Regions from separate parts of the Homo sapiens genome. Here all the other regions are linked to region 4. Evidence: chromatin loops called from intact Hi-C (ENCODE). Cell type or tissue: gastrocnemius medialis. All regions are shown on one strand. Links, peaks and the distances in the headings refer to the core of each region. The heading gives the core; the rest is flanking DNA.

The links. Hi-C counts contacts between places; a loop is a spot of excess contacts. Peaks named below come from ENCODE experiments on the same cell type or tissue, not always from the same donor. Only the 100,000 strongest peaks of a DNase experiment are listed, where the experiment ranks them.
Region 1: a loop joins it to region 4, with 12 times the contacts of the local background. A loop is called at or near these places in 95 of 110 quality-filtered maps.
Region 2: a loop joins it to region 4, with 3 times the contacts of the local background. A loop is called at or near these places in 2 of 110 quality-filtered maps.
Region 3: a loop joins it to region 4, with 6 times the contacts of the local background. A loop is called at or near these places in 3 of 110 quality-filtered maps.

Annotation. Positions count from the first base shown.
Region 1 is chr14:76,047,511-76,055,411 of GRCh38, forward strand. The region is part of intron 3 of IFT43 (intraflagellar transport 43); the gene reads left to right. Among named protein-coding and RNA genes, the nearest start is that of IFT43, 66 kb to the left of the region's middle. In gastrocnemius medialis, for the core only: CTCF peaks have their summits at 3,475 (motif pointing right) and 3,678; no DNase peak of the experiment used is centred there.
Region 2 is chr14:76,264,357-76,272,257 of GRCh38, forward strand. All of the region lies in intron 2 of LOC105370575 (a long non-coding RNA gene), which reads right to left. Among named protein-coding and RNA genes, the nearest start is that of ESRRB, 110 kb to the right of the region's middle. RefSeq lists an enhancer at 3,370-3,664. In gastrocnemius medialis, for the core only: a CTCF peak has its summit at 3,394; a DNase peak (open chromatin) is centred at 3,595; H3K4me3 peaks cover 1,376 bases; H3K27ac peaks cover 970 bases.
Region 3 is chr14:76,086,748-76,094,648 of GRCh38, forward strand. No RefSeq gene overlaps it. Among named protein-coding and RNA genes, the nearest start is that of GPATCH2L, 61 kb to the right of the region's middle. In gastrocnemius medialis, for the core only: a CTCF peak has its summit at 4,486; DNase peaks (open chromatin) are centred at 4,044 and 4,524; H3K27ac peaks cover 2,759 bases.
Region 4 is chr14:76,349,066-76,356,966 of GRCh38, forward strand. It overlaps a transcript of ESRRB not described here. Among named protein-coding and RNA genes, the nearest start is that of ESRRB, 23 kb to the right of the region's middle. RefSeq lists an enhancer at 3,982-4,171. In gastrocnemius medialis, for the core only: a CTCF peak has its summit at 3,896 (motif pointing left); a DNase peak (open chromatin) is centred at 3,726; H3K4me3 peaks cover 720 bases; H3K27ac peaks cover 938 bases.

The sequences.
Region 1 (7,901 bases), core at 1,567-6,566, 300 kb before region 4:
AGGGGGAAGTAACATTTCTGTGGAAAGTTGTAGCAGGTCTGACAACAGCTAAGAAAAAGAGAAACAGAACAAGGAGGAAAATGCCTTAAATTCTTAAGTAGGAAGAGAGTTTGGGTCAACTTTGTTTTGCCTAAAAGTAATTGAAAAAGGGAAGAGGCAGGACTGCCCGCCCGCCTGCCTGCCTGCCCGCCTGCCTTCCTCCCTCTGTTCCTTCCCTCCCTCCTTTTTTTTTTTTTTTGTCATTGCAGTTTCCAAACCTGCACACTACACTGTCTTGATTGAGATTTTTAGGGCTGGATAAACCAGTTGCAAGGAAGGGACTGCGTGGGGGTTGTCAGAATGGAGAGCAGTATTAATGGGGAACAGATGTGGGTGGGGGCCAGAATCAAGGGGAGGCAGGGTTGGTGATCATTCACAGAGCTGGGGAGAGACCTGAGGAGCTATGGAGTCTGGCCCCTTCCGTTTGGAGATGGAGAAAATGAGAACTAGGGAGGTTAAGTGACACTGAGTTATAGAATCTTAGAGTTAGAAAGGCCCTTAAATGTCACCTTGCCCCACTGCCCAAGGTCGTACAGCTAATTAGTATAATAGAATGTGCCTCTCGTTCTGCAGCCGTGCCCATTCTCAAACCTTGAGCGCTGCACGCATTTATCTCAAGTTCACAAAAAGGCCATGCACTATACTATTTGTGCAAGAGTGAGTCTGTTAGAATAAAATTGTCTTTACTGCTACCCTCTGGGACCCTCACAGAATTGAGATGTTGATCGTATGAAGCAATCTTATTGAACAAAAAAACTTCCAAGGAAAAAAGTTGTGTCCCCTGAGCCAGCCAGTCTCTGCTAAGGGGGACCTGCTGCTTTGCAGAGTGAGCAGCTGAAAGCCAGGAGGGAATGATTAGAGAGGCCAACCATTGGTTAAAATTCTCCGAACATAAATGATCTCCTTGTTCTCCCTTTGATGGATTCGGTCTCTCAAAAATAAAATGCATCTGTGAACATCACACCTACTTCTTTCCTTTTCTTTTGAGTCCTGTATGGAGAAGTACCCAACAGCAATTTTAATATAGATGAAACAGGTTGGGCACACATAGGTATAAATATGCATAGGAAATGGAGGCCCCTCACATCATCCGAGTTTTTTCTGGTCTAGTGGGTCGGTCAGTGATTTTACCTTTTGACCCATGCTGCCCCCACCAGAGCTGAATACTGATGGCTACACCAGTTTCTCCAGGTTTCACAGCACCCATTGTAAAAGAGCCCACGTGTTGAAGTGGCAGGGTGCCCTTGGTTCTTATTTACCAGGGATTCACCAGGGTGGGCCCTGAGCCTCCCAGGAGGCTGCCACACATGGTCCTGTGCTCCCCCAGTGGCTCGCATGCCAGCAACCAGAACTGAGGCACCTTCTCTTCATGTACCTCATGACTTGGGTGAGTCTCAGTGTATTTATGGGGTTTCGGGGAAATCACAGAATGTAAAAGAACAGAAGCAGAGAAGATGGTGGGTTAGTTACTAGAAGGAAATCTTTACAGGTTTCCCCATTATAGAGCAGAAACTTCTGTACAGGAAAAGTAAAAGACCCACTCCAGCAATTAAACATGAATTGAAATAAAGGTTTCCAGAAGCACTGAGAAGTTTGTCCCTTGACTTGTGGCACATGGTTTCTACTAGTCTCAGTCACCACATCCAGTCTCGTTTATCTCCATCTTCCATCCTTGTAGCTCGATTTTCCCAAGATTCGTGTCTAGTCCCAAAGTTATTCTTTTCCACTAGCTTTCACATCCTCTGATCATGCCAATGGAAAAGTCTCCATTTACAGCCAGTGTTTCTTTAACACTTCTCTAACCCTACTAATCTCCCCTTTTAATACAAAATAGGCCGTACGCTCTTGGATTTTTGACAAACAGCAATGTCTAGCTAATAAAGTTTGTAGTTTTTAAAAAGCTGTGTGTTTTTTTTTTTTTTACAATTATTTCCCTATGGCTGGTGATGATAGCTTTCCATGAAGATGTAGAGTTTTCTTTTAAAAAAAATGTATTAAAACCAAGGAATCAATTTAAAGAAAATGCTAAGTGGTTGCAGAAAGTACATAGCTATAGCAAAATTGGTGAAGGTGGCACTTGGAAATGGCAGACATTTGGGGAACACTCATACAGCGGTTCTTCTTAGCTGCTTCTCCCCACCCCCAACCCCCTTCTTTCTCCCAGTGGGAAGAATAAGAACTTCCATTTAACTGCTCTGTGCTGCTTTTGTACTGCAGGATACAAGGTAAGTTGCAAAATATTAGATCATTGAGGTCTCTATATGTGGGCATAAGTAACTTGAAGGGGGAAAGCAAAGAACCCATGGTTAATTTCAAGCCCCCAAATCCCTCCTGATCCCTGATCAATGTCAGTGTATGTATTTATAGAGTTGACACCAGTAATACCAACTTATTTGGTCTTATTGCTTACCCACTCAGCCCTGACGCCATTCTCATCTCCAGCCACCACCTTTTCCTTATTTCAGCCACACCATGTCCCCTTCTGTTTTCCGAACACCTCAGCCCCTGCATGCCTCTGACCTCTGTTCGAGTGGTTTCCCTCCTGCAGCTTTTCTGCCCATTGCAAGCCTCCTCATCTCTCCATTGGCAAGGCTTCCATGAAGCCTCCCCAGATCCCCAGCTAGAATGGCTGGTTCCCTCTTTAGTGCTCCTGTGACAGTTTGCTTACACCTTCCTCACTTGTCCTGTCAAATCTGGGGCTCAGTAGAATGAGGGATTGTGAACCTCAGTTTCCAGGTCCAGCACTGCGTCCACTGGCTTTGGAGCCTTCATTAGATCTCTTTGAGGACTCCTGGTCTCCACTTCTTCATCTAGCAGCTGACAGTTTGGATGTGGTGGGAGTATTTGGATGTGGTGGGAGGGTTTGGATGTGGTGGGAGTGTTTGGATGTGGTGGGAGTGTTTGGATGTGGTGGGAGTCTTTTGTTTGTTTTCTTGGGTTTTGTTTGTTTGTTTTTGAGATGAGGTCTCGCTGTGTTGCTTAGGCTGGTCTTAAACTCGTGGGCTGAAGTGATTCTCCCACCTTAGTCTCTTGAGTATCTGGGATTACAGGTGCACACCGCTGTACCCATCTGGTGGTGAGAGTCTTTTTGGCCTTACAGTATGTAAGTTTATGGAGGTGTTAGTGTTATTTCTGTAATGTTCTTTTCTCCTACCAGATTGTAAAATCTTGAGCAAAAGATCCCCAATTCCCAACACCTCTCACTCCTGCCTAGTAGATGATTAGTGATCCAGTAATGGTTTCCTGAATAAAAAAATGTTCATTTGAGAGGGCTAAAACCTCTAGAGTTCTAAACTCTGCTGCCTTTTCTTGATAGCAGGCATATTACATTTTATATGTTCCCATAACTGTAGCTACTCAAAGCGTTTCTGTGTATTTCAACCTTTTTTCACACATTTAGTTTGAAGCAAAACAAAGCTGTCATTTTTAATGTGAGCAGCAGGGGGCAACATTCTCCCAGGAATTGCCTTGTGATTCACTAGGCCTTGGCAGTGTAAAGAGAGGACATGGGCATGAGTTTTTTATCAGTCTACCAGACATCTTACTGATGAACTGTGCTGGCAGGAGCTAAATATGATCTAGCGTGACCTAAAACCCCAGAGTGCCAAAATTTGGGTGTTAGGGAATACCTGCCTGTTTTAAAAGAAGGAAGAAAATATGGTACCTAGCGGCATATACTAGATGCTAAACACATGAGTGGCAAGAACTAGGAACTGAGGGGAAAGAGGGTGGTGACTGCAGCTTTCAGGGGAGATTTAAATGAGGAGAAATCTGTTGGACAAGGAAAACTTCAGTTCATGAGAAATATCTAGCTTTTAATGAGTATTGCAGGTGTGGGGGCAGCTTAGAGCAGAGGGACCCCAATTATCCAGTGTACCGCCTGGGATTGAATGAGCAGTGTGGCCAAGATGACAATGGCAGATTTCTCCTTTCCTCACATTTGGGTTTTCACTGCAAAGGCTCATTTGGCGCTTCACACATTTATAAAGTAGAGCCTTGGTTCTGGATTTGCTGGTGGCATTAGATGATCCGGGAATATTGCCTTCTCTCTCTCATGCCTTGGTAAAATTTACCTCAATGAGGTTTGGAGGCAACTGTGAGATTTTTCTTGGACATTTAAAAATTATGAGGGTAGAAAACCTTGCAAGAAAATGGCATTTTGATTTTTTTTCCTCCAGAGGAAGAAATTTTTACTTGACATTTTAAAAATGTAAAGTAGCTTTGGCATCAACGTAGTTGGTATCTCTTTCCTGCTCTTCCCCTGGCCAGTTTTTCTTCATGCCTTTGGCCCCTGGCTGCAGTTTTGTCTCTTTTGTAATGGGAATCATGCAGGTGCCTTCCTATGGCTTTGGCGTTTCTTTCACCTGCAACAAGTTATAGTCAGAACCATTCATCCAAACCCTTCACATTCCTCCCCAGGTCGGAGTGATCCCTGAGGGATGGACTCGCATAGGGCCTTCCACGGGCACAGGCAAGGCTCCAGGTGCTTGGCACTTTCGTCTATTTTAAGCCTGTTCTGCCTTGCAGCAGGGAGGTGGGTCTAGGGTCCAGTATGTGCTGTGGATATTAAGAGACTTCAAGGACGCTTCCCCCCATTTATCTCGGTTATGTCCCCTGCTAAAATAGGTTAACGGTGTCTAATTAACCACTGAACATTGTCATGCTGCATAAAGATAGCATCCTGGCTGTTCTCTGAGCCGTGGTACTTTATCTCCATTTAGATCTCTGCAGTATTCCATTAAACTCGAGAGAAACATTTTAACTGAGGTGATGTCTACATTAGGGCTGCCTTTTACCCTTCAGCACATAACCCATGTAGCAGCAGTTAAGGCCTCTTCTGTCTGGTGAAGGGAATCCAGGTTGTTTTGCGGCCTCTTCCCCAGAAGTTCATGGGGTCCCTGCAGTTGGGGGTCATAACTACCTGCTAGTCCCACTCGATCATGATGGCCAGATCAGGCCCCCTGATGCAGCAGGGAGGAGACAGACCCTGCAGGCAGGAATAAAACTATGAGGATCCAAGATTCTGCCATGGTCCCATGTGGCTGAAGTCACAGATGTGCCACTGGGATCCAGCTTGTGCTCAGCTGCCCAAATCACACCGTCAAATGTCAGTGTGGGCTCCAAATGCCAAAGAAAGGGATTACATTTGAGCAAAAGAATTTCAAAAAGGGAGGAATATGGAGAGAAAGGTGACTTAGCTAGATGGGTCTCTTTTTTGCCATGATGCACACTGTTGCGTTGTAAATAAAACATATAATAAATCACAGAACAATTAAGCCAACATTAACTACCAGATCATCAGGACTGACAAAGCTACAGCCCTACTATAAGTTGAAAAGTTGTCCCCGTCCTGAAAATATTAGTTGGATTTGAAGCAGAGGAGCATTTCCCATGCTGTTGAAATGCCCGCATGTCTCCATGGTGTAAGGGTTGGGAACTGAGCTTTGGAGTCAGACACCCTGCTTGCATTCTGGCCCTACCACTTTCTAGGTAGGTAACCTTAGGCAGGTTACTTACCTCTCTTGAGCTCCTCCTCTGTGAAACAAAGAGAATAAAATAAGGTACTATAATACTGAAATAAGATAATGTATACTGTATAGGACATATGTGATTATATAATTGTATAATAGTATTATAAATACTATAATGACAGTGGCTGGTGCCTAACAAACTCAGTAAATGTTGACTGTTGTCATCAGTCGTCATCCTTCTTAGGGCAGGTTTGTGGGGGAAGGGACAGCACAAAGGAAGGGTGGGCTGAGACCTGGGACTGGGCTTTCTTTCCCCTGAGAGTTGAGAGTGGGTGCGCTGAGCCAGGCAGGAGAGGCTAAGCGTAGGTCAGAGAGAAGCTGGGATGAAGACCAGGACGGGACTGGGTGAGTGTGGAGCTGAGGTACTGGGCTTTAAATGCAAGTCACGACAGCAAGACAACCGCCTTCACCTTCACATCGTCTACCTGAGAAGCCAAGCTTCTGAGTCCTTGGCAGCTTCGTGGCTGAGCATTGTAGGCAATTTGGAAAGGGCCATCAGCCCGCCGTGATGTGGGGAGGGGAAGCCAGTCTTTGCTCCCTCACCCTGCTCCACGAGGCGGAGGTGAGAGAGAACGTTTACTGTCACTGTCCCAGGTTAAAACTTCATTCTGCAAAATGGCCAAAGCAATCAGTGAGTGATGGAGTAGCTCTTAAAAAGAAACCTGGCATTTAATTAACTTTTCAAAGTGCTGATTCAGCAACCTCTGTGTTTTACATTTTGAATATTGAACGAGCATCTCTAATCGGATCTGGATTGCTCTGGGCCTGGTGTGGTGGAGAACACCTGCTTAGTTTTCATGAACACCACGTACTTGGGCGTGAATTTCAGGATCACTCAGGAACAGAGACTTCACCTAGTGGACCATTCAGGCCCCTTGCTATTTCTTCCTCCTCTCATCCTTTAGGTCAAGTCCATGTTCATTAATGCTTCCGTTAGAAGAAAGTCGGCAACTCAGGAGGAGAAGGCAAATAAGTTTCAGTTTTGCTGCTTAGCAACTGGAGTATTCAGCTGAATGTCTCAAGGCTTAGGGCAGGGAGTCTTGTCTACGTGACTAGGTCCCATTTCTGGAAGTTACTACCTCAGGGAGATTAGGAGTAAGCCCAGCCCATGTACATTGAAAAAGCTTCCGGGAATGAGTCTGGTGCACCACTGTTGAAGAATGACTAATTTAAAAGATTCTCTCCAGCTTCCAATTTGCTGTCTATACCATATCGTGCCTTCCATAAGGAGAGGAAGTCAAGAAGGGACCGTCTACACAGTAAATCCAAGCAGATGTCTGGGTGCCTTAGGGATATTAGATAATCAACTGGTATCTTCCTTTGAAAAGGCTTGAGGCAAAGTGTTTGGAATCTAGGGTGAAAGTTGGGAGACATGGATTCTAGTTTCAGCCTCATCACTAACTAGCTCTGTGATTTGGGTGAAGCCCACAGCTGCAGTGCCCAGCGTCCCTCTCTGTGTATAAAATTGTGCTGCTGAAACCTGCTTTTCCTCTTCTCCAGAACTCAGCCGAGGTAGTGTTTGTAGATGTGAATATCTTTGAAGAGTATTGAAAAGTGCTCTGTGTGAGGTGATCTCGCTGGAATTATGATTTGCCAGGTTCCCCAAACTTCTAATAGCCACTTTTGGGGAAAAAGGCACAGGGGCCCTGAGTACAGAAATAAACCGGCAGCCCAAGGCTATACTGATCTCAGCTCTGCAGACAGCCTGTCAGAGGGCTGGGCCCAGGTCACACAAGCCTCATCGACAGCCTCAGTTTCCTCAGAAGTTGGGAATGAAGTGTCTCTGAAGAGGTGCTCCAGGACCCATAATTCTTTACCTCAACCTCTGTCCTCACACAGTCTGGGAGGCAGAACTTCCATATCAGATTCTTCTCTAATTCCCTACCCTGTGGACTGTGGTAGACTACTGTGTTTTAGGTTCTTGTTTGTTTGCTTGCTTGTTTGTTTTTAACCTGTCACCAGTAGTTTAAAAATACAGTCAGGGCTGAGCACAGTGGCCCATGCCTGAATCCCAGTGCTTTGGGAGGCAAAAGCAGGAGAATTGCTTGAGGTCAGGAGTTTAAGAACAGCCTGGACAATACAGTGAGACCCTGTTTCTACGAAAAATAGAAAAAAATTAGCCAGGCACGGTGGCACGCACTTGTAGTCCCAGCTACTCAGGAGGCTGAGGTGGGAGGATAACATGAACTCAGGAGTTTGAGGCTGCAGTGAACCATGATCTCAACACTGCACTCCACTCTGGGCCACAGAGTGAGACCCTGTCTCTAAAAAAAAAAAAAGTAAATTAATAAAAAATAAAAATATACTTCATGACTGGGTATGTGTATATAT
Region 2 (7,901 bases), core at 1,091-6,090, 86 kb before region 4:
CTATCTAGAAGATGGCCATAATTATTTGGTTAATAGCCACCTCCACCACTGAACTTCTGCAACTTGCCTCTGATGAAGCTGTTCCAATAATTGTTCATTTCTTCACCCATTCTTTTGCTCCACCAGTATTTCCTAAGCAGCTGCTATGCCATGTGCCAGACGCTGTGCTGCTCCTGTAGTATGGTAGGCAGACACAGTCCCTGCCCTCAAGAAGCTTACAGTCTGGTGGAAAGACAGACAATTCTCTTCTGCAGCTCCCTCTCTGCCTCTGCCCCAGCACCCATGCTGGTCTCTCCCAGAGCTTACATCCCCCGGGTCCTCCCTGCAGGCCAGACACCACGATGCCAAATGCGGGCTGCTCATCAAAGACTCCATTGAGAGCTGGTCGCTGTGTGGGGAAAGCAGCAGTGTTGGCTCCGAACCTGACCTGAGGAGGCATGGCTACCGTCAGTTCTGTTGTGACAGCCCTTGACAGCAGGTGTCTGTCATCTCCCCCATTCTATCCCCTCCAACCACCCCAACGTTTTTTGCCAGCCTCAAAGTGTCACTTCCATTTGGAAGGCATAGAGGAAGCTACGTGGTGAGAGGAACCTGTCATCACTCTACTTCTTGACCAGGGTGGAGGCCAGAGGACAAGTGGCATCTGTGCTGGGACATCCTAGGAGCCTGAAGCTGCTGCTGAAAGCAGCTGGGACCCCAGGTGCCTCTGCTGCAGTCCCTCTTCTCCCTGCCTGTGCCTTTAAAGAGGGTAGTTTTCTTCCATGGACCCATCACTGGCATTCATCTTCTCAGTGTGTCACTTGGTGGAAACGACAATATTTCCCTAGGTAGGGGTAGAGTGAGGAGTGGAAGGGAATGTCCTGGCTAAGGGTTTGAGCTGCTGGAGACTGACCTTAAGGGATGAGGAAGGGAGTGAACAAAAGGTAGTGAGTTGAGGCTTTGGGGTCAGACCAGGGCTGAAATTCTAACTATGACCCAGCAATTCACTGCTGGGTGTATACCGAAGAGAAATGAAAACTTCTGTCCACACAAAGACATGTATGCAAATGTTCATGGCAGCGTTATTCATAATAGCCAAAAAGTGGAAATAACCCAAATGTCCATCAACTAATGAATGCATAAATACAATGTCGCATGTCCATACAATGGACTACTATGTACCCATAAACAGGAATGAAGTGCGGATACCTGCTACAGCATGGATGAACTTCAAAACTTTATGAACTAAGTGAAAGGAGTCAGATGCAAACCACGCAGATACATGTTGTATGCTTCCATTTATATGAAATATCCAAAAAGGCAAATCTATAGATACATGTATTAGTCCATTCTTAAATTGCTATAAAGAAATATCCGAGACTGTGTAATTTATAAAGAAAAGAGGTTTAACTGGCTCACAGCTCTGCAGGCTGTATAGGAAGTGTAGTGACTTCTGGGGAGGCCTCAGGAAATTTTCAGTCATGGTGGAAGGTGAAGGGGAAGCAGGAGGAAGAGACAGAGAAGGGGCAGGTGCCACACACTTTTAAATGACCAGATCTCATGACAACTCACTCACTATCAAGAGAACAGCACCCAAGGGAAATTCACCCCCGTGATCCAATCACCTCCCACCAGACCCCACTTCCAATGTTGGGGATTACAATTCGACATGAGATTTGGACAGGACACAGATCCAAACCATATCAATACAGAAAGTAGATTAGTGGCTGCCTGCGGCTAGAGAAGGAGGACAAGGAGAGACTACAAATAGACAAAAGATCTTTTTAAGATGATGGGAATGTTCTAGAACTAGATGGTGGCAAGGGTTGCACAGCTTTGTAAACTCACTAAAAATCATTGGAATACACTTACAATGGCTACATTTTATGATGTGTAAATTATACCTCAATAAAGCTATTTAAAAAATCTCCATTATACCACTTCCTAGCTTTGGGAAATTACTTAACTATTGAGTCTGTTTCTTCATCTATAAAATGGGGAGGATGATACCTACTTCACAGGCTCACTGTGAGAATTAGGGGCCTGATTCACAGTGAGCACTCAAGAAATGTAAATGGTAGCAGTTGGCAGTCATTACTACTGCTCCTGTCTTTTTGTTTGTTTTTGTTTTTGTGGTAGTAGAAGTGTCTTGATTTAGAAAGAGAGGAGAGGGCTGGGTACGGTGGCTCACGCCTGTAATCCCAGCACTTTGGGGGGCCGAGGCGGGTGGATCACCTGAGATCAGGAGTTTGAAACCGGCCTGGCTAACATGGTGAAACCTTGTCTCTACTAAAAATACAAAAATTAGCTGGGTGTGGTGGTGAGTGCCTGTAATCCCAGTTACTCGAGAGGCTGAGGCAGGAGAATCGCTTGAACCTGGGAGGCTGAGGTTGCAGTGAACCGAGATCTTGCCGTTGCACTCCAGCCTGGGCGACAAAGCAAGACTCCGTCTCAAAAGGGAAGGGAGGGAGGAAAGGAGAGGGGAGGGGAGGGGAGCGGAGGGGAGGGGAGGGGAAGGGAGGGGAGGGGAGGGGAGGGGAGGGGAGGGGAAGGGAAAGGAAAGGAAAGGAAAGGAAAGGAAAGGAAAGGAAAGGAAAGGAAAGGAAAGGAAAGGAAAGGAAAGGAAAGGAAAGGAAAGGGAGAGAGAGATACCAAGAGATATCAAGCATCTTAGCTACCAGGAAAATTACAGGGTTTGAGGGTTTTTGAGATGTTAACTTCACTCCTTGTACCAGGTGCATGGTTTTATTCTGTTGTTTGTTGTTTTGAGACAGTCTTGCTCTGTTGCGCAGGGGGGAGTACAGTGGCACAATCTTGGCTCACTGCAACCTCCACCTACTGGATTCAAGTGATTCTCGTGCCTCAGCCTCCCAAGTAGCTGGGACTACAGGCACGCACCACCATGCCGGGCTAATTTTTGTATTTTTTAATAGAGATGGGGGTCTCACTATGTTGCTCAGGCTGGTCTCAAACTCCGAAGCTCAAGCCATCCTTCCGCCTTGGCCTCCCAAAGTGCTGAGATTACAGGCGTGAGCCACCACGCCCGGCCCAGGTGCATGTTTTTAATGGTCTGCCTCCACAATACATTTCCTGAATGTTCTCTCTGAATGCCAAGGAGTCTGGTTAAAACAAACAAACAAACAAAACCTCCCGCCAGCCAGAGGCATAATGGAGACGTGGGGCTTCTACAGATATTCATAGCCAAGAGGAGTTGAATTATGCTGGAGAGGGAAAACATAGGGGCCACGTGGTGCCCAGTGCCCCTACTTTCTTTCTTCTTATTCCAGCTCTTCATTTTTATTCCCCAATCCTGAAATGTAGTTGGGATTTACCATGAGCCAGCGGGGGCTGAAAGAGCCCCGTTTACCTCTAGGCCCTACGTTCCTCTGGACGAGTTTCATTTCCAGGAAACTGCTCCCCTCCTGGAGACAACAGGGTTTTCAGCAGCCCCAGGTCCGCGTCCATTCAGCCTAACAACCCCAGGGGAAACGTAAATGGTAGCAGTTGGCTGTCTTTACAAATAGTTTCAACAAAATCCCCAGGGTTCATTCTCTTTAAGTTCCTGAGACCTCACGCTCCTCCTGCGCGGATCGTTGTGGCCCGGAGAACACAGCAAGCTGATTGGCCAGAGCTGGTCACGTGCCCCGGCGGGCGGGGGAGGGGGCATGTCGGGGAGCCGGGGCCGGGGGCGGTCAGCCCCACTCTACCAACATTGATAGAAAGAAAAGAGGAGGTCTTCAAGGAAAATTAGAGCTTCTTACCAGAGGAAAGAGAATAACTGTCTGGCAGATAAATCCCAGATGTCCACTCTAACCGTCCACCTTGGAACCTCCACCTTCCTGTGCTCGTCTTAGAGGAATTCTAGAACTGTCGTTGGAGGAACACCGCTGTTTTCTAGAGGTCCCACAGCCGTCCTTCTGTTCATGCGGAGTACGGGCCAGCAGCTTCATTTTCCTAAGAGCATGTTAATTCCGTTTCTCATCTGGCTCATTTTCAAAGCCATGTTTCCACACTTAATGAAAACACAGTATCTGTATTACAAATGCTTGCTAAGGAATATAACCCCAAAGACTTAACTGGCCAACTCATAAGAATTTTGATTTCAAAAAGTAATTCACATGGAGGACTGTATGGAGCGTTTACACCCGGATAGTTCCTCCGGATATTCCAGCGTGCACCCGAGGCCATGCTGGAACCACCGAAAGCTGTGTACTCTCACTATACTGCTTTGCTCCCCTAGACAACTATTCTGGGAATATGCCCTTGGCTTTTATGGAGATACGCTATAAAAAGCAGTTGTATTCGTTAGAATATTCCAGACCATGATGAGACAACAAGTAAACCTTCAATCTCAGGGGTTAAACACAGTTGGCTTAAACACAGAGGTTTAAGTGAAACGCAGGGGTTAAACACCGGTTGACTTCGTGTTCACCTCACAGTGCAAGGTGAGTCGGTGGGGGGGTCTCCTCCAGAAGAGACCCAGAGATCCAGGCTGCTCCCTGCTGGCACACAGCTGTCCCTGAGTGTTTTTCTTTCATTCCTGAGGATGAGAGGGATTTGAGGGCAAATGCGCAGAATTCCCTGGTACACTCCATTCACGGGAATTCAGCGACATGATCCCAACCTGTCCATAAGGGAGTCTGAGAAGTGTGTTCTCCCGAGTGCCTAACAAGAGAGAACAGGATGGCGGACCCACAGTGCTGGCTCTGCCACATTGGTTGTAGGAAATACACAAGCATGTTTATTATCTGAAGGCTGCTGAGATGCAGAATCAACTATGGCAAATTGAAATACACGCATTTATTGTCATCCCTTCCCCAAACCAGCTAAAGTATGATAAATGGATTTTAAAAGGCACGGGCCCATAAGGATAAAGAAAATGAAAGAAGACGATAGCAATTAAATATTAGAAATGAAAAGGAGATGATAGCAATTAAATATTGGAAGTTGGAAACCAAATGAACAAGAGTTGCTGACCTGGCTAACCAAGGAAAGCTAAAGCTGAAGTCAGGAGTGGGGCGGAGGTAGGGGTGTGAGGGAGTGAGAGCGGAACCCCAAAGCAGGTTACAGGAAGTTCTGGGACCCCAGCAAGGCTGAGGTATTAGAGGCACCGGGTCCCTTGAAAATGAGAGGATAGGCGCGGTGGCTCACGCCTGTAATCCCAGCACTTTGGGAGGCTGAGGTGGGCGGATCATTTCAGCCCAGGAGTTTGAGACCAGCCTGGGCAACATGGCAAAACTCCATCTCTACAAAAATACAAAAATTAGCTGGGTGTGGAGGCACATGCCTGTAGTCCCAACTGCTCAGGGAGCTGAGGTAGAAGGATCACTTGTGCCTGGAAAGCGTAAGTTGCAGTGAGCCGAGATAGCGCCACTGCACTCCAGCGAGACCTTGTCTCAAAGAAGAGAAGAAGAGAAAAGAAGCGAAGAGAAGAGAAGAGAAACAAGCTAGATGGGACTAAAATAAAAAGGACAGGTTTAAATTCAGAAAAGTAGCTGTTAGAAGCCCTATACCCTCCTTCCTCCCTCTCCACAATGCGGGCTACTGATTTCCCCTCCTCTACCACAGAGAAAGGAAAGAGATTTATTTTCTGGAGAAATTGAGCCAGAAAGGCTCTGGACTCTCAATTCTAGACATGGCTGAAGGCAGGGATTCCATATTGAAAATAGGAGCATTAAGTGAGTTTCTACACTGAAAATCAGTTCCTTTATTCCTTTCCCCACTTGGCTCCTGGAGCTTCAACAGTTGGATTTACGTAAGTCAAGTTGGAGAACGAAGACTCCTCCCTGAGGAAACCAGTGAAACCAAGAGAAAAGACCTACAAGACCTTGGGACTTGCCTTATCCATGGTGCCCACTTGATGAGACCTCGGGAGAAATTTCTGACTTTAATTGGGCTTCTGTGGAACAGCTGAGCAACGCTTAGGAACATTGTGAATCTTGTAAGGAAGGGAATTTCCTTCTTTGCTTTGTTTCTGGAAAGCATAACTCCAAATTCTCTGCCCACCTCAAGCAGTTATATGGGAATTCACTTATGTATTTCTGGGCACTCAATGTATTCCTAACTTTCCGAAGCCACCTCATTTTAGTTTCACCCTGATTCCCATCCATTGATCCACCCACCCTCTTACTCACTCACTCATTCAACAAACATGAGTGGATTGAGTGTGGTGCCAGACAATAGGCTCAGTGTTGGGGACCAGGGACTAATGCTCACGGACCTTAAACACACTGCCATTGTAGGCAATAGAAATGGTATGCAATTTGAGAAATTGCAATTTCTTTGAGAAATCCATTTTGGAAGTATGTGTGGGTGACGATTGTTATAAATAGCTACATATACAAAGACTGGAGCTGATCTAATATACCCAGAGCAGAGAACAGAGGCACTGAAATATTTTCTGCAGCAGCAAAGCAGGAGGGACTTAGGTTAATGGGTGCGTGCTAGGATCTCCAAACCAGTGGCAAAACCCGTGTTGTCTATTGCATCTGCCACCATGGGTGGGTAGGCATGGAGGGGGGACTGGGTGGGGGAGGATCCTGGGAAAGGGTGCCTTCTCATGGAGGAACCTCAGCCCTCAAGGAATTGAAATAAGAGAGAGACAAAGAAATGAGCTCCTACTCTTGTCACTCAGATGTCGCTCTAAAGCATCTTTACTCTGGATTTATGTTCCTCGGTGCCTGTATAACCCTGCAAGGCCACGGCATTACAGAAAATCGCCAGCAGTTTCAGAAACACCAGTGTGAGTCCAGTTACTGCTTCTCTCTGATCTTTAGTATATGTGCTGCTGAAGTGAGCCCATCTCTGATCTTTAAAATGATCTCAGATCTCTAATATGAAGGGGGGTCTCAATGCCTAGACCTGCCCACCATCACCCCTCACTGGCTGGGAAAGGCTGGGGTGTGCAGAATACAGGTGACCTGCCCCTGGGAGGTCCATGCTCCATGGTCCAGATGGGGCTGAGGATGCTTCACCCCAGGGCAATGTTAGCAGAGTGGCAGCCCATGCTTTGGCTTAGTATGGCATTCTGCATCAATGCATGTGCACGCACATGCTCACATGTGTGCACACTCTTACAGGGAAGTTAATAGAGATCTACAGCCCTCGTTACCATTTGCTTTCATAAATAAATATATTAAATTGGGAAGCCAGATTTATTTCTGGCAACAGCTTGCAGGCGACACCTCCCCCTCTTATTCACAGTTCCTGAAGCGAGCCCAGCCTCTCCCACCCCACCCCCAGGCGTGACTTTCTCTCTTAAAATTCTATTTTTAATTTGTTGTGATGAATGAGTGACACCTCTGACAGCCGATTCGCGGAGATTAATAGAAACGACACAATATTTACGTCGGCGCTACGAACAATTATCCTGCCATCTATCTCTGAGATTATCTTCCTGATTGAAAACTACTCATCCGTGTAATCGGAATTATTTGGAATTAGAAGGGAATTTATAGCCCCCCTAGAGCACGCTCTCTCCCCTCGAGTCTACACCTCGGTCTCCATCTTTCTCTTGTCTCTCCTCTGGGCCTCTGGCTTTCTCTTCCATCCTGGTGATGGGCAGAGAAAAATCTTTTTCTCCTGGAGGGGGCCACTGGTCACTCAGGACAGTGGGCATCTCTTTAGGGTGGCCTGGGACTCCATGATATGGATCTAGAAGTAGTGGTTTGTGGGAAGGAGGATCTTCGTGGTGTCATAAGAATTAGGGGTCAGCGAGGCCAGCTCCTGAGCTCAAGATAGATGAATATGATCTGAAGAAAAGGGTTTAATACAAAGGTGGAGAAGAAAGGTGACTTTGGAAAGCACTTGGTGTCAGACGGTGACAACTGTAAGAAATCTAAAGGAGCAGGATGGGATTGCAATGATGGTGTTAAGGTTGCTCTATTTCTGTTATGACTGTCTTAGTTGGCTCAGGCTGCCAT
Region 3 (7,901 bases), core at 1,805-6,804, 260 kb before region 4:
TGCCCACTGCACCAGACAGTCAGAGAGGCACTATAAGGCCCCTGCACGGAGTGCTCCCTGGGAACTCGGCTCCCAGTGAAGAGCTCAAGCCAGAAATTCATCCAGGCAGGCCGGCAGCTGAAGCTTAGGTCATCTCTATCCTTGACTGGTGGTTCATCTTTGCTAAACCCCACGACACTCCAGATGGGCATTTATAACTACATGCTCTCACTGGAAACATGCCACCACCTGTTCAGTGTTGCTTGATCAAAATGTGTTACTGGCACAAATCAAGGCCTTCCTGCTTAGTAGGTAAGGGCGCTTCTGGGCTCATTGCTGCCAGAGACCTGCATGCAAAGTGCTGTTTACTGCAGAGAGATGTGGAAGCGTAGACTCTGCCTTGCTTGACCAAGCAGCACCATGCTTTTCTCCTTCAGGTCAAAGAGTCAATGGGGAAAAGGGTAGGTAGAGGGAATAGGAGTAAATAACAGTGGCAAAGAGCACAGGTTCTAGAATCAGGCAGAATGGGGCTCCAGTCCCAGCTCTGCCTTGTAGCTCTGGGCCCTGGAGCAAGCTGCTTTCCCTTTCTGATCCTGTTTTCTAATCTGGAAAATGGGATGATATTAATATTGTCTTCTTGGGATTGTGGCGCCCAGTAAAAGCCAGCTGCTGTTATTGGATTTGAGAACTGGATAAGATTGAAAAGTTAACGTAGGAAAAGTGACAGTTTATGGCAACAGTGCCTGCAGTTTGCTAGGGGGTATCACCTTCATCTCCCCTCATGAATCACTTCTCAGCCATGGATGGAAAGATGGCTTGGCACCAGGTTTTGTTTTGTTTTGTTATTTGTAACAGCTTTATTTAGATAAAAGTTGTGTGCCGTAAAATTAAGAGTACACAATTGAAGTTGTACAATTCAGTGATTTTTAGGAAATATATGAGTTTCTGCAGCCATCACCATAATCCTGTTCTAGAACATTTTCCTCATCCTACAGAATTCCCTTGTGTCCATTTACAGTTAATTCCTGCTTTCATCCCCAGCCTTGGGCAACTGCTCTCCGGCCCCATCAGTTTGCTGATTCTGGACAGTCCTGAGTAGCTGGGATTACAGGCGTGTGCCACCATGCCCGGCTAATTTTTGTATTTTCAGTAGAGACAGGGTTTCACCATGTTGGCCAGGCTGGTCTCGAACTCCTGAGCTCAAGTGATTCGCCTGCCTCGGCCCCACAAAGTGCTGGGATTACAGGTGTGAGCACTGTGCCCGGCTGCACAGATGTTTTCATTCCACCTAGGTAGATTCCTAGGAATTAAATTGCTGGATCATATGGTATGTTTACGTTTAACTTTTAAGAAACTGCCAAACTGTTTTTCAGGGCCTCAGTTCTTTAGGATATCAGGGTTAAGTAAGTACTTTTTTCTTGTTTCCTGTCCTTAATTTTTTCAAAGGCTGCTGTTGAGTTTGTGGGAGGCATATTCTTCTGATTCCTCCCTCCCTGCCTTCTTCCTATCATTGAGTTTATCTCTGCTTTGAGAACATAGGCCTCATCTGTCTGTATTCCCCACTAGCCTGTAAGCTCTTCCAGTCCAAGACTAGGTGTTGATCGCATTTCTATCCAACTGCATGCCTATTCCAGGAGTTCAAAGTCAAATAAAGCACACTCCTGACCTCTAGAAACTCACAAGCTAGCAAATAAATAGTGTGTGAGTGAAGGAGCCCATATGATCTGCAAAATACAGATGGGAGGAGAGAGAGAGGGATACTTCGCCCACCAAGAAATAACAGAGGTGGGGCTGATTTGCTTTGAGCGAAGGCCACTTGGTTCTTGTAAAGTTTTACAGGAACACAGCCATGCTCATTTGTTTACGTGCTCATTTGTTTACAACAGCTCATTTGTCGATGGCTGCCTTTATGCTACAAGGGGCAGAACTTAGTTGTGACAGAGATCGTCTGGCCTACAACGCCTAAAATATTAGCTATCTGCCGCTTTGCAGAAAAATGTTGCCAACCCCTCCTTAGAGGAGAGAATGAAGATGAGAAATAACAAACCTGCGTGCTCTCAAAGTTCAGCTGCTTGTTTCTATCCAGGAAATTCATTGCAGCAGGAGTGATTTGAGTTAAATGTAAGGAAAGACTAGAAGGGTGGGGAGATTCTGGCCCCTAAAGGAGAGACAACCTTTCTTTAAGAAAAGGAAACGAGCACTCATCAGTTCCAGGAACAGGGACATGATCTATCTGGAGACAAAAAAGCTGGAAAGGGGGACATCTGGCTCCTTCTTGGCCCTTTGATCCTACTTGGGATGTGGGGGTGAGGAAGTCTCTAGGAGCCAAATGCCTTTGTCAGCGGGCTCAGGATATTGAAGAGAAGGCCCAGTGGAGTGGGTGTTAGAAGCAAGGGAAGGGGAAAATGTTGATTTTTCTTTTGGCAAGGCAGAAATCAGAAAGCAAGGGTGGTGGGAGCAGAACGAGGAAGAAGCCGTTCTTCTGTGGCTGTGCCGGAGTGAATTAATTCACGGCATATGTTCCTAGCATCTGTCGTGGTGACCTGGACTGGAGGGGTCAGTGAGAGAGGAGACCATGCCAGGACTGAGCATTAGCCCAGAATTCCCAGGCTGCAGGGGCTCTTGGCTCCCACCGAACGCTGGCTGGCCAGCCCACCCAGGAACAGCTGCTGCAGCTGCAGCCACCAGCGCTGCCTCGGGGAGGAGGGAGAGCATCCCCTTCCTGTGCTCCCCACAAGAAAACACCTGGCCAAGGAGGGGCTGGGAGAAGACCAGAAAGAATCCTGCAGAACGCTATCTCTTCCAGACCTTTAGCGGCGGTAGATTCCACCCAGCAGCCACACGTCCGCCAGCAGACTGCAGGTGTGTCCCCAAAGGACAGCACAGGAGGGGTGAGAGAGCCACAGCCCTGAATGGAGAATGAACAAGAATTTGGGGACTTCCTCTTAAGTGTCAGTCCCAGAATTTCCCTGGATGCTATGTGGGCTGCGTGGTGCTGAAGTGTCCCTTGTGAGTTGATGGTCAGCCCAGAGGAAGCAAGGCAGGCAGGCGTGGTGGCTGAGAATGGGATGATGCCAGGTTCACATCTGTGCTCTTCCACGTCGCAGCTGTACGACCTTGGGTATGTTCTCATAACTCCTTGAGCCTCAGTTTTCTCATCTGTGGAGTGACGCTGAAAATCATTCCTGAATCACAGGGCTATTGTGATGATTAAATGAGCTGATGCTTGTTGAGCTGATGCTTGTTAAGTGTCTGGCACAAAGTAAGCCCTCAATGAAGATTAGTTCTGATCACATTGAATGGGCAGGCAGTGGTCACTTGTTGTGCCTGATCATAAATCACAGGGCATTAGGACCTGACCGGACCTGAGTGGGCATCTACCCCAAGGTCACAAACTGGAGGCCATAGGCTGATGCTGACTCACAGGACATGTTGGGTTTGGCTCATGCACTGTTTTTAATTGTTTTGTTAATTATCAACATTTAAAACTGAAAGGTTTAGACTTCCAGCTTCTCTTGGAAAATAACTGCTTGCTCCCAAAGTTCAGCTGCTTATTTCTATCCAGAAAATTAATTGCAGCTTCCAGCTTCTCTTAGAAAATGGGAGGATCGGCCGTGCATGGTGGCTCATGCCTGTAATCCCAGCACTTCGGGAGGGTGAGGTGGGCAGATCACGAGGCCAGGAGATCGAGACCATCCTGGCTAACACGGTGAAACCCCATTTCTACTAAAAATACAAAAATTAGCTGGGCGTGGTGGCACGCGCCTGTAGTCCCAGCTACTCGGGAGTCTGAGGCAGAAGAATTGCTAGAACCTGGGTGGTGGAGGTTGCAATGAGTTAAGATCGCACCACTGCACTCCAGCCTGGGCAACAGGGTGAGACTCCGTCTCAAAAAAATAAAAATAAAAAATAAAAAAAGAAAGAAAAAGAAAAAGAAAGAAAATGGGAGGATCTGGCTACTCTGGAGCTGCTGTTCTTAGAGCAGCTATTGACTGGAGCTGAGAAGCAACAGCTTTTAATGAGTAGCAGGTGATCAGCCCACGTGCTTCCGCGGACGCATTCCTGCCTGGCCACGCAGGCATTCACTTTAAGAGCCCTGCCCAATCTTCTCATTTTACCAGTGAGGATTCTGTCCCCCAACGACACTTATCCAACCAAGGTCATGTTCCTGAGCCTGGACCCTGGTTACTAACAAAAGCCAGCATCCTTTGTCAGTAACCAGGGCCCTTGCCTGCCATCTAACCTCACATCATGCAAGCTGTGGAGAAGGCCCAGTTTCCCTACCACGGGTTCTCCTCCTCTGATCAGTCTAACTCTGTGTCTGGCACACATCTGACAAGAGTTGAAGCAGAGTCCTAGGCTATTTCCAGGACCAGTAACAGGACCCTTTGCCAGGTGCCCAACGTGGATGGTGTCTGTCCTGTGCTCAGCTGTCACAGGAAAAGGTGGGAGGTTTGCCTTCTTCCTTCTCCGGCCTCCGCCGGTGTAGGCATTATAAAGAGGCCTCGGGGGCCACCTAGCAGCCAGCAGCGTCTCTACACAGGCCACTCCGTGTCCAGGCTGAGACCATGTGCTTCCCAGCCTGTGACTGAACATGGCAGTGGTACAAGGGCTCACCATTTCTGGCCAGCACAGGACTTTCTGCTGCAATCTTTGCACGGCGTTCCCCGTGGGGAGGCCAGAACTTTCTCCAAGCTGTGCTGCTGTCTGAGACACTTGCCCTCCAGTCCTCCTTCCTGCCCTCTCCCCTTTCTCAGGCCTCAGACCCTCATCACCACCTGAAGGCTTTTCCTGCTCCTGCTCCTTCGCCTCCCCCTTGATCTTTCCCAGGAATTACCCTCAGTAAATCTCCTGCACTTCCAGCTCCGCGTTGGTGTCTGCTTCCCAGATGAGCCAAACAGAGAGCTGGTGGTGGCCCAGCTAGACTCAGGGGGCAACAACTCCTGGCCAGGGCTGAGAAGACACAGCCTGTTACAGGGATAGGGAGCAGGCTCACCTCCAAAGCCAGATGGCTCATGAACCCTAGTGTGGGTGAGATTCAGGTCAGGGATCCCCGGTGGGGCGCCAGTAGCAGATCCCTCTTTCATTCAGGTAAGCACCAATGTGGAATCCAACCCAACTGAGAAGGCCTGAAAAGGAGGAGCTGGAAGCCCCTCAGGGGGCACTCGGCAAGAATTTGGTCCCCTCTCAGCAGGAGTAGAAGCCAACTTGGTGTCTTCTTGCTGAGGTAGGGCACGGATAGCCTCTGTTGGTGGCTTTATGGGCAGAGAACAAGGGATATCATGACATACTAGGCCTGCCAGGAGACAGGAGATGCCTGCCCTCTATAGCGACACCTGTTGCCTCTCAGGATCTGGGGATCATCTCTGGATGTGGGAGAAGAGATGTAGAAGCAGTTGCACCCCAGACCTTGCCGGGGCAGGTGCCGGGAAGTAAAGCCACCTCTCTGATATGGCAGAAGGGGGCAGGGCATGCTCTGATGGCAGAGCAGAGGCTACTGTGGGTTTTGTGAAGGGGCCAGCTTGTTCTGACAGGAGAGGAAGGACCGCTTCCCACCATCCCTAAGGCACAAGGCCCTCCAACGTGGTCTTGCAGTTGTAAGGACAAAGGCAGTAGAACACAGGTTGAACAGGAAGGTGCCTCTCTAGGTGGAGACTGAGGCTACATAGATGGGGGAGATGGCACTTAGTAGGAGAACTAAGCAAAGAGGGAAAAAATTATTTAGCTCTTTAGGGAACAGAAATTAACCAACCTAGGGGAGTGGGGCAGGGCAAGGATTGACTTTAAAGGAACCAGAGAGAAAGTTGCTGAGGGGTGGGGATTAGGGGGTGGAAATGTTCCATATCTTGATTGTGGTGGCAGTCATATGTCCGTTTGTTGTATTTGAAAACCTCATGAAACCTTACGCTTTAAAAAAAGATGAATTTTGTTGTTGTTGAGACAGAGTTTTGCTCTGTTACCCAGGCTGAAGTGCAATGGCACGATCTTGGCTCACTGCAACCTCCAGCTTCTGGGTTCCTCCTGCCTCAGCCTCCGAAGTAGCTGGGATTACAGGCGTTTGTGACCACGTCTGGCTAATTTTTGTATTTTTAATAGAGATGGGGTTTTGCCATGTTGGCCAGGTTGGTCTTGAACTCCTGGCATCAAGTGATCTGCCCCGTCCACCTCGGCCTCCCAAAGTACTGGGATTACTTTTTTGCACGTGGCCAAAAAAGGATGATTTTTATTGTATGTGATTCATACCCCAATGAACCAGACTATAAAGATTTTCCCCCATCAGCCCTCACCATCTCAGGTGGGTGAGTTGGGGAGCTCCTGTCTGTCCCCCACCGTCTCTGGCATTTTGCAGCATTCCCCAACCCCCTGAGAGCTAGGTCAGGAAGCAGAGGGGCCTTCAATGCCCCCCAAGGAGTGCCCCTCAGCCAAGACCCCAGGGCAGGGCACTGTGCAGGCTCAGAGCTAGCCTTTCAATTTCATCTTCAGTTTTGTTTTCCATGATTACATTTGGAAAGGAAAATCTAGCAGATTTGACTATTGGAGAGAGCAGATGGTCCAATTTGAAGTAAAACACAGGCATTTGGGAGCTGTTTTTGACATTCTTGTGGAAGTGCAGGTTTGTTGAGCCCAGATTAGGGAGGACACAGGGAAACTTGAGGGCCCCAGGCTGTTTAAAAAGTCCATCACCCCGAGAGAGCAGGATGTGCCATCTTTTGCATTGCAATCGTATTTTTGACCTGGAGGATATAAGAACTTTTGATGCCAGATCTTTAAAAAAAATAATAATAATAATACCCCTTTTAAAGGTCACACAATCCTATTTTTTAAATATCATCTTTATTTAAACAATTAATGCATATTCACTAAATGTAAAGCTATATATTTAAATATATTAAAAATCCCTTTTCACTCTGCTCTGCCCCCACCCATTCCACAGCCCTCCCCAGAGGTGAGCAGGGTGTGCCCTTTCAGATAATTCAGGGCACTGATGTACACATAGGTGGACAAATAGAGACCAGGAGCTTGGCTTTCTTTATGTAATTGGAGCCACTCTGCAAGTATGGCCTGTAACTTGCTTTTTCCTCTTGCCAGCACACCTTGCAGAACTTTCCCATCGGTGCCTCTCTTCTCGTTCTGTCGGTGCCTCTCTTCTCGTTCTGTCGGTGCCTCTCTCCTCGTTCTGTCGGTGCCTCTCTCCTCGTTCTGTCGGTGCCTCTCTCCTTGTTCTGTCGGTGACTCTCTACTCATTCTTTTCAGTGGTGCACTTTACGCCATAGATTCCCCATCCACAATTCGGTTTCCTCGTTAACCCCCACCAGGGATGACCGTTCAGATTGAGCCTGCTTCCTTCCACCGCCTTCTCATGACAACCTGGCAGGGACCCTGTTCCAGCCCAGCACTGGCTCACCTCCAAATTCTTTCTGCCAGACTGCAGCATCCCCTGAGCCCCTGAGAGCTAGATCAGGAGGCACAGGGGCCTCCAGTGCCCCCTCAGGCAGTGCCCCTCAGCCAAGACCCCAGGCCAGGGCGCTGTGCAGGCTCAGAGCTAGCCTTTCAGCATGCTGGAAGGACAGGCGTCTGTTTGACTCTTTTCTAATGACCTGCTGGGTAAGAAAGTGGCAGAGGGAGCACTCGTCTTCTGGGATGGTTTTTCCAAGGCAATGGGGGTGAGGGGGAGCCAGAGGGGCTAGACCACGTGGGGAGGACACAGTGGCCCATGCCGGAGCAAGGAGGCCTGGCTTGAAGAGCTAAGCCAGTCTGTATTTGGGGTGGGGTGTCATATTTGGACTTAGAAGGAAAATCAGGGTTGGTATCTCCTGAGGGCCCTTTGAGCATTTGTTTTTAATGCATATTGGGAAGTGCTCTGTGGCCAGACACCGTGTTAGGTGCTATTCACCTAGATGGCTTTGCACGTGGTTAAGACT
Region 4 (7,901 bases), core at 1,898-6,897:
ATCCTCAAATGTAATTGTGTCTGAGGAGGTGTCCTCTGTGACCAGGGGGGTCACAGAGCCAATGAGTGAGTCAGCGCATCCGGACAGAGTTAATTAAAGCAGCGAGGGCTGGCGGGGCAGCTGGAGTCCGGAGTGGCTGAGCTGCTATGGCGGGAGACAGCTCCCATCAGGAATGGGGCCCAGTGCATGCCAGGGCTCCCTCTGTGGTCTCCTGGGCTCCAAAGGGTGCAAAGCGGGGATCACGAAAGGAGGCAACAAAGGGAAAGGCAAGATCTCAGTGGCTCACACCTAACTCAATCTACATTCTGTACGCAATATCCACAAATAATCAAGAGTTTCCTGCAACATCTCTGTGTCCAGAGGGATGCACTGGTCTGGGAAGGGAGGGGTAATTCTTTTAGACTGTCCTTAACCCAAGAAGGTGTGGCCTCCTGCGAGATGCTCAAGATCTCCAGGGTCTAGAATGGTGCCTGGCACATCCTAGGCACTTAATGGACAGCTCTAGAATGAATGAATGAATGAGATTTGGACTCTCTAGTTGGGGTTTATCTGAACTACCAATAGCCTAGTGGGTGGTAAGAGAAGGATGAGAAAAAGGAAAGCAGAGAGCATCCTCGTCCACTAGAACGTAAATTCCGTAGAGGCAGGTCATTTTGTCTGGTTTTTCCCTGCTGGGTCCCCAGCACCTGGAACAGTGCCTGACTCTGAGTGCGTGCTCATTAAAGATTTGTTTAGTGATGAATGAATAGAGAAGGGAAAAAGGGAAGGAAAGACTCAGGAAAAGGAAAGAGCCTTTGCAGCTAGGAAAATACTGCTGCACTACTGGGGAAGTAGGGTCCATGTGCCTGGGGTGGGTCTAATGAAAACCAGGCTTACATTCAGTAAGATTCATCAGGCTTACTATTCTCTCTGCCACCTCACACTCCTTTTCTTGGGTACCTGTTCCTGTGGGAGACAAGTATTCTTTTAGTGAGTGATACTGGAGCGTTCTTTTCTTCCTCTACTCCCTTGCTGCCACCCACCAACCTGCCCCAACTTCTGAAATTCCCATCCTGGGGGAGGTTCCCATGAAGGGCTCCTCTACACCTACATGGAGCAACTGCCCTGAATCTCTGCTCCTCTCCCTCCCACATAAGCTGGGCTGGACAATCCAGAAGGAACCTCTACTTCTCACTAAAGCATGTCCGCCCTCAAGCCAGCCAGGGGTGTGGGTAGGGCGGACCATGTGCCTAGCTTCCTTTGATCATAGAAAACACTGTGCTGGACACAGAACAATTCAAAACAGCCCTTGCCCTCGAGAAGTTTGCTACCTTCCTAGAGAGACAGGACATATGCCTGCGAATGTTTGTACATCCAGAAAAATGTCAGCAAGCTGAAGGGGTTTGAGAAACACTTGCATGGCTGCCCAGGAGACTCAAAGTGACTGTTGCCAGGGCCCCAACCTACCAGGACGGCAGAAGCCACTAGTGTCTGTAACTTCACAATGAGGGACTGAGTCACTCCCCAGTTTTCAGATTTGGCACTTTGTTTATTTTCAAACCAGAATATCCTAAGCCAAGCAAATCAATATTCTGTCTCCCAGAGCCTGAAGCCCTCTGATGAGCCAGGTACAATGACAGCTGTATCGAGGCACTTTAGGGGGTGATTGTTGAGGGAGAGAGACCGGGTCAGGCATGACTCCCCACAAGGCTGATGGCCTCTACCTGATGCCACCATGGACCACCTGGACACAGCTTGATGGACTAGCAGGACGCAGCTTCTCCCTCTGCCCTGTCCTTCGGCAGGAATCAACAGGCAGTACATCAGTGACATGAGGCTTTGGCAGTGCTGAGTGAGGCTGGCAGGTGAGGTACAGGGGCCCTGGGCACACCTGCCTGCTGTCTGCCTTGCCTCTGCCAGATGAATACACCTTTGTCATCTTGACTGGTAACCATGGGTCTATTCAGTCAGGTAGAGGATGGTGATGCTGAGACCACAGGTTGGGGGTAGATGTCATTGAGGCCGGTGAGCTTTGCACCTGTGCATCACCTCAGTATTCCCCCAACCCTGGCCACTGTGGGGCTGGAGTGAGAAAAAGAACCTGGATGAGGGAGCACACCATCCCCATGAATGGAAAAGAATTAAAGTTAATATCATTAGAGTGGTTTCCTAGGGCAGCTATACCAAAGTACCACACACTGAGTGGCTTAAAAATAAATAAATGTATTGTCTCACTGTTCTGAAGGTTAGAAGTCCAAGATCAAGGTATGGGCAGTGCCATGCCCCCTATAAAACCCTGGGGAGGATTCTTCCTACGTCTTCCTCACTTATGGTGGTTGCTGGCAGTCACTGGTGTTCCTGGCTTGGAGCTGCAGCACTTCAGTCTCCTCTGTTGTAACATGTCTGTGTCATCCCCATGTCTTCTCCTCTTCTTATAGGGCCACTGGTTGCATTGGGTTAGGGCTTGCCCTGCTCCAGTATGGCCTCATCTTAACTTGACATCTGCAATGACCATATTTCTAAATAAGGTCACATTCTCAGGTACTGGGGGTGAGGACTTCAGCATATCTTTTCGAGGGATGCAATTCAACCCATAACAGCCATCAGTATACCACCTTCTGGGTGAAGGTGAAGGAATATTATCTCATGTATGCCACCATATGCAAAAAGCTTGTTTTCCTTTCTGTTCAGAGCATATGACCTCTTCTCACCTCTTCTCATAAACCAACAAGAAACAAGGACTGGGTGAATGTCAGTGGGGGACTCTCTATAGCTGATGAAGAGTATAAACTTCACTGGGTGCAGTGGTTCATGCCTGTAGTCACAGCTACTTGGGTGGCTGAGGCGGGAGGATCACTGGGGCCCAGGAGTTCAAGGCTGCAGGGAACTATGATGGCACTACTGCACTCGAGCCTGGGAGACAGAGTGAGACCCAGTCTCTTAAAAAAAAAAAAAAAAAAAAAAAGCAAACTCCAAGAAAGCAAGTGAACAGGTTTTTAAGTGTCCTGTTCGCTGTTGAGTCAGTGCCTGGCACAGAGTAGATTTGTTGAATGAATGGATAAGTGAATATGGTGGTTGGAGCTCCACAGGCTGGAGTGAACTGTGTGACTCAGGAAAACCACTTACCCTCCTTTACCCGCCTGACTTTTTTCGTGTGTAAAATGAGAATCAGAACAAGTACACGTAATTTACACATCATTGGGAGCATTGCATAAGAACCTATGTAAATGCCTTAACTCAGTTCCCAGCATGCAGTAAGTGTTCAGTACATGTTAATTAAATCAGAACCTGTTGGCGGCCACTGAGCAGTCTTTGAGGTTTGGGGCAGCTGCAGTAGTGATGCCAGCCTAGCAAGCGGGAACGTATCTACTCAACTCTTCTGCAGGAAAGGGTTGAGCTACCTTAACCAGGGAGCTGCTAGTGAGAAAGTGATCAAGCCTCAAGCGGACCTGGGAGACTAGATTACTAGAGAAGTATTATTACAGGGCACCGGTTGGGGGCACAGGCCCTGGAGCCAGACCCTGGGCCTTCAAATCCCAGGTTTAGCCCCAGCCAGGTGTGGGACCTCTGGCGCAGGGAAGCTCAAGTTTCTCTGACTATAAAGTGGAGACAATAATAACATCTGGCTTTCTGGTGAGGATTGGATAACAGTGCCTGGCACATGGTGAGTATTGTGTAAGTTTGATATTACTAGTGTAACTTTTCTATGTCCTCGGCCCCGGTTGCTCTGAGCTAGCTGATTGGAAAGCCCTAACCCTCGAACTCCGGGCTTTCTGGGAACGCGGGCTCTCTCCCCTCTTTCCCTCCGCCCCCACGCGCACACAGGCGAGCACCGTCCGCCCTTCCTAGTTCCCACCGCGCGCCCCTCGCTGAGCGCTCCGCACACTCTGAGATCCAGCGCGCCCTCTGGTGGCACACGGCCCCGAATCGCCGCGCTCCTGCGGGCCGCGCGCAGGGTCGCCGGGTAGGCACAGGCACGTCCCGTGGCCACGGACCTTTGCCCTCTGAGGCACCCTAGACCTTGGCTTTCTCTCTCTCCATTGCTCTTGTGAGAAAAGCTGCCTCGCTCTGCGGCCTCTCTCACGAGCGTGCCATTGTCCCGGAGAGTCCGGGAGTTGAAACAGCCCCTGGATAGAGCTGGGGAGAGGGCAGCACCCCCTTATCTTGGTGAGGTTTCAGGGCTTGCCCTCCTGGTTCTAACCTCAAAGGAGGGAGTTTAGCTAGGAGACAGCTGTTTTTACAGTCCCCAACCCCACCACTTTTTTCTCTGATGTGCTGTTGAAACCGATGGGCAGCTGAAAGGCCCTCATCTCTGCAAATCCGCCTGACTTAAGGTTCACCCTGTATGTCTTGGGTTCGCCAGCCATTACCATCCCCTAAGACTCGGGGATTACAGTTCCCGCCCTGCCTGCCTCTGTGTGGGTTTATTTAGGCCTTCCAGCCCCATCACTTCATCATCATCATCATTTATGAACCGCTAAGCATGTGCCAGGCACTGTTCTAAGTGCTTTGTGCATATAACTCATTTTATCTGGACAAGAGAAGAAACTATAAGTACAGGAGAGCCTATGAGGAAACTGAGGCACAGAGCGATTAGTGACTTGTCCAAGATCACAGATTGTAAGGGCTGGGTGTGGTGGCTCATGCCTGTAATCCCAGCACTTCAGGAGGCCAAGGCAGGAGGATCGCTTGAGCCCAGGGGTTTGAGACCAGCCTGGGCAACATAGTGAGACGCTATGTCTCACTATGTTAGTTACAAAAAAATTAAAAATTATCCAGATGTGGTGGTGTGTACTTGTGGTCCAGCTACTCAGGAGGCTGAACCCGGAGGATCACGAGCCCAGGAAGCTGAGGCTGCAGTCAGCTATGGTGGAGCCATGGAACTCCAGCCTGGGCAACAGAGCGAGACCCTGTCTCAAAATAAAAATAAAGAAAAGAAAAGAAAACTAAAAGGTCACACATTGCAGGGGTTTGAACCCTAGCAGCCTGACTCCAAGCCTATGTCAGCCCCGCTGGGTCCTGCTGCCTCCCTGCTGAGCTTTGTGTGGCTGGTCCTGCTCCCTTGCTTTGCATCCACATACCCTGACCTCTCCATCTGGAATGCCCTTCCTCACCCCCGGGAAATCTGCTTGGCCAACTCCTCTGTGAGCCCTTCCTTGGCCCCCAGGGTCCTCTACCCGCCCCCCCCCCCACCCACACTTCCACCCTCACCTCTCCATGTGCCTGTCATTAGTGTTACTTGCTTGCCCCTACCACTGGGCTGTGGGGCTGCTGACAGCAGAGGCTGTTTTCTGTTCATATTTGCTCTCTCCACTGCCTAGTACGATGCCAGGGACATGGCAAGTGCTCCTGCGATGAAGCCAGGCTCACATAGCAGCAGCCTTTTTCCAGGGACCTATCTCACCATTGCACTCTGAAGGGGGAGGACAAGTGCATTAGTCCCATTTTACAGATGTAAAGGCTGAGGTCCCGGGGGTGAGGGATTCATCCAACATTGTGACCCAAATGGGAGACACTCTTACCACAGTCCCTTGTTCTGTGCTCAGTGTCTTAGGCCAAAGGCTTCTGAGGGACCAGAATAAGGTGAGGGGCTGACCCACAAGAACCCATGGGGTCTCGGGGGTGGAAGAGTGTGCCTCATTTGTGTAGGTAGGTCCTGGGCTTTTTTTTTTTTTTTTTCTTTGAAATGAGTTTTGCTCTTGTTGCCCAGGCTGGAGTGCAATGGCTCGATCTCAGCTCACTGCAACCTCCACCACCTGGGTTCAAGAGATTCTCCTGCCTCAGCCTCCTGAGTAGCTGGAATTATAGGCATCCACCACCACGCCCGGCTAATTTTTTGTATTTTTAGTAGAGATGAACGTTCACCATGTTGGCCAGGCTGGTCTCGAACTCCTGACCTCAGGTGATCCACCCACCTCAGCCTCCCAGATTGCTGGGATTACAGGCATGAGCCACCATGCCCGGCCGGTCCTGGGCTTTATCTGCACGGGCCAAGGAGGAGAGAATTTGAAATCCGTGTTTGTTTTATTCTCTAGGGTCTCCCCTGGAAAGATGTCACCCTTTGGGTATACCTTCCTCCTCGGATGGGTCTTTTCCAGGCAGCCTTCCTTGCAGTCTGAAGCCGGGGCCAGGTGGCCAGAGGCGGTAGAGACCCAAGTAGGGCTCAGAGAAGTTAAGGACAAAGATAGGGACAGCTACCAGGGCTGGGGATGCTGCTCTATAGGGCAGCTTGGGACCCGAAATACTGAGTTTGTGTGTGTTAAGGACCCTGGCAGACTTTTACCACGCCCTTCTCCCTTTCACCACTCATGTTTCCCTCACTCCCCATTGCCCATCCACATGGTTCCCAACTTTCAAGACTCAGCCCAAGCCTCACCACTCCCTCTTGGGCCCAAGTCACTTGTTTCGTCTGCCACGTCCCCACAGTACTCCATCCAAGCCATGTCACTGAGCACTCTAGCTTGTATCAATGTGGATCATTTGCAAGACTTTCCCAGGCCAGTCATTTCTCCTGCTCTAATGGACACCACTTAAAAAGAAAAATCAGATATTCTGTCCTGTCTGGGTCCCCCTCACTGGACAGTACAATGCTGGGCAGTAATAAATGCTCAAGGGTGGCCAAGCTGCCTAACTTCTCTGAGCCTCAGTTTTCTTCTCTGTAAAGTGGGGATAATATATGTATATGTGAGACTGTATACATCAGAGCACCCAGCACAGGGTCCAACACATAGGAGGGAATCATTCGATGTTAGTTCCCCATCTTCCTCATCAACACTTTCCTGCTGCACCCTCAGCCTCCTGCTCCAATCAGAAAATGAGGCATGGTGAATAGTATTCTCTCTCACCCCACCCTGGCCCCAGGTGTCTGGTGTGCAGAGGATCAGATGACCCTCTTCCGCAATCTCTTCCCCCCAACCTTGAGGGGCTGCAGGGGACTCTCTGGGCTCCAGCCAAGTGGAGGTTGGAACTTGCTTCTTCCTTGCAATGCCCAGAGGGAGCCATGGGGAGCTGGAGGTAGAAGTTGAAGGAATGGCTGTCATTGACATGACCTGCTCCACAGCCCTTTCTCATCATCACCACAAATGGATCGGTGAATGAATGGGTGGAAGAGTCAGAGAAGGGGCTAGGGTTTCTCTCTGGGCATTTTCTGGGTTCATGAGTGATGGTGCAGAGAGCACAGGCTGACCCTCCTTACCCTTTCTCTGCCTGGCTGTGTCTACAGCAAAGCATTGACTCCTACATTGTGGTGCAGGGAGGAGCAGGTTTATGGGATGTGCTTGTCTAAGTGTTTTCTCCTATGAACCCATTTAATCTCACAATCACTCTAGGAGGCTGGTACTCTCTCTCTCCCATTTTACAGATAAGGAGACTGCGACAGAGACTTGCTCAGATTATACGACTACCCCAGAGACTCTAGCCCCAAAGCCTGTGCTCTATGTTATCCTGACTCTAGGATGACAGAACGAACATTGTCATTGAAACCCACAGTCTGATTCCTTCTAGCCCCAGCCTGCCCTTCTGGCCCATGGCCATGTGGCCCCACCAACCTCACGTGACCCCACTGACCTCACATGGCCCCATGTGTGCACCCTCTTTTTAGACCTCCCCACTCTGTGCTAACTCCAGACTCATCCTATCCTCTTGGTGCTGCCTGCCTTTCAAGGGGAGGGGGCAGGTCCCTTAGGAAATGGAGAACAAGCAATGCATGAATAAATAATCACTCCTGTCCAGCCCCATCAGCGCATGGTCCTGCAATTGTTCTGCGAGGCTGGATTCTCCTGTGGGTTTTAACTCACTCTTATTCTCTTGTCCAACTTTATGCTCCCTCACTGTCTGTCCCCCATGATTTCCATCTCTCCTGAGGAGGGAAAGGGGCCTTGTTGGGCCTTTGATGGCCACTAGGAGCTCCTCTGAGGATCCTC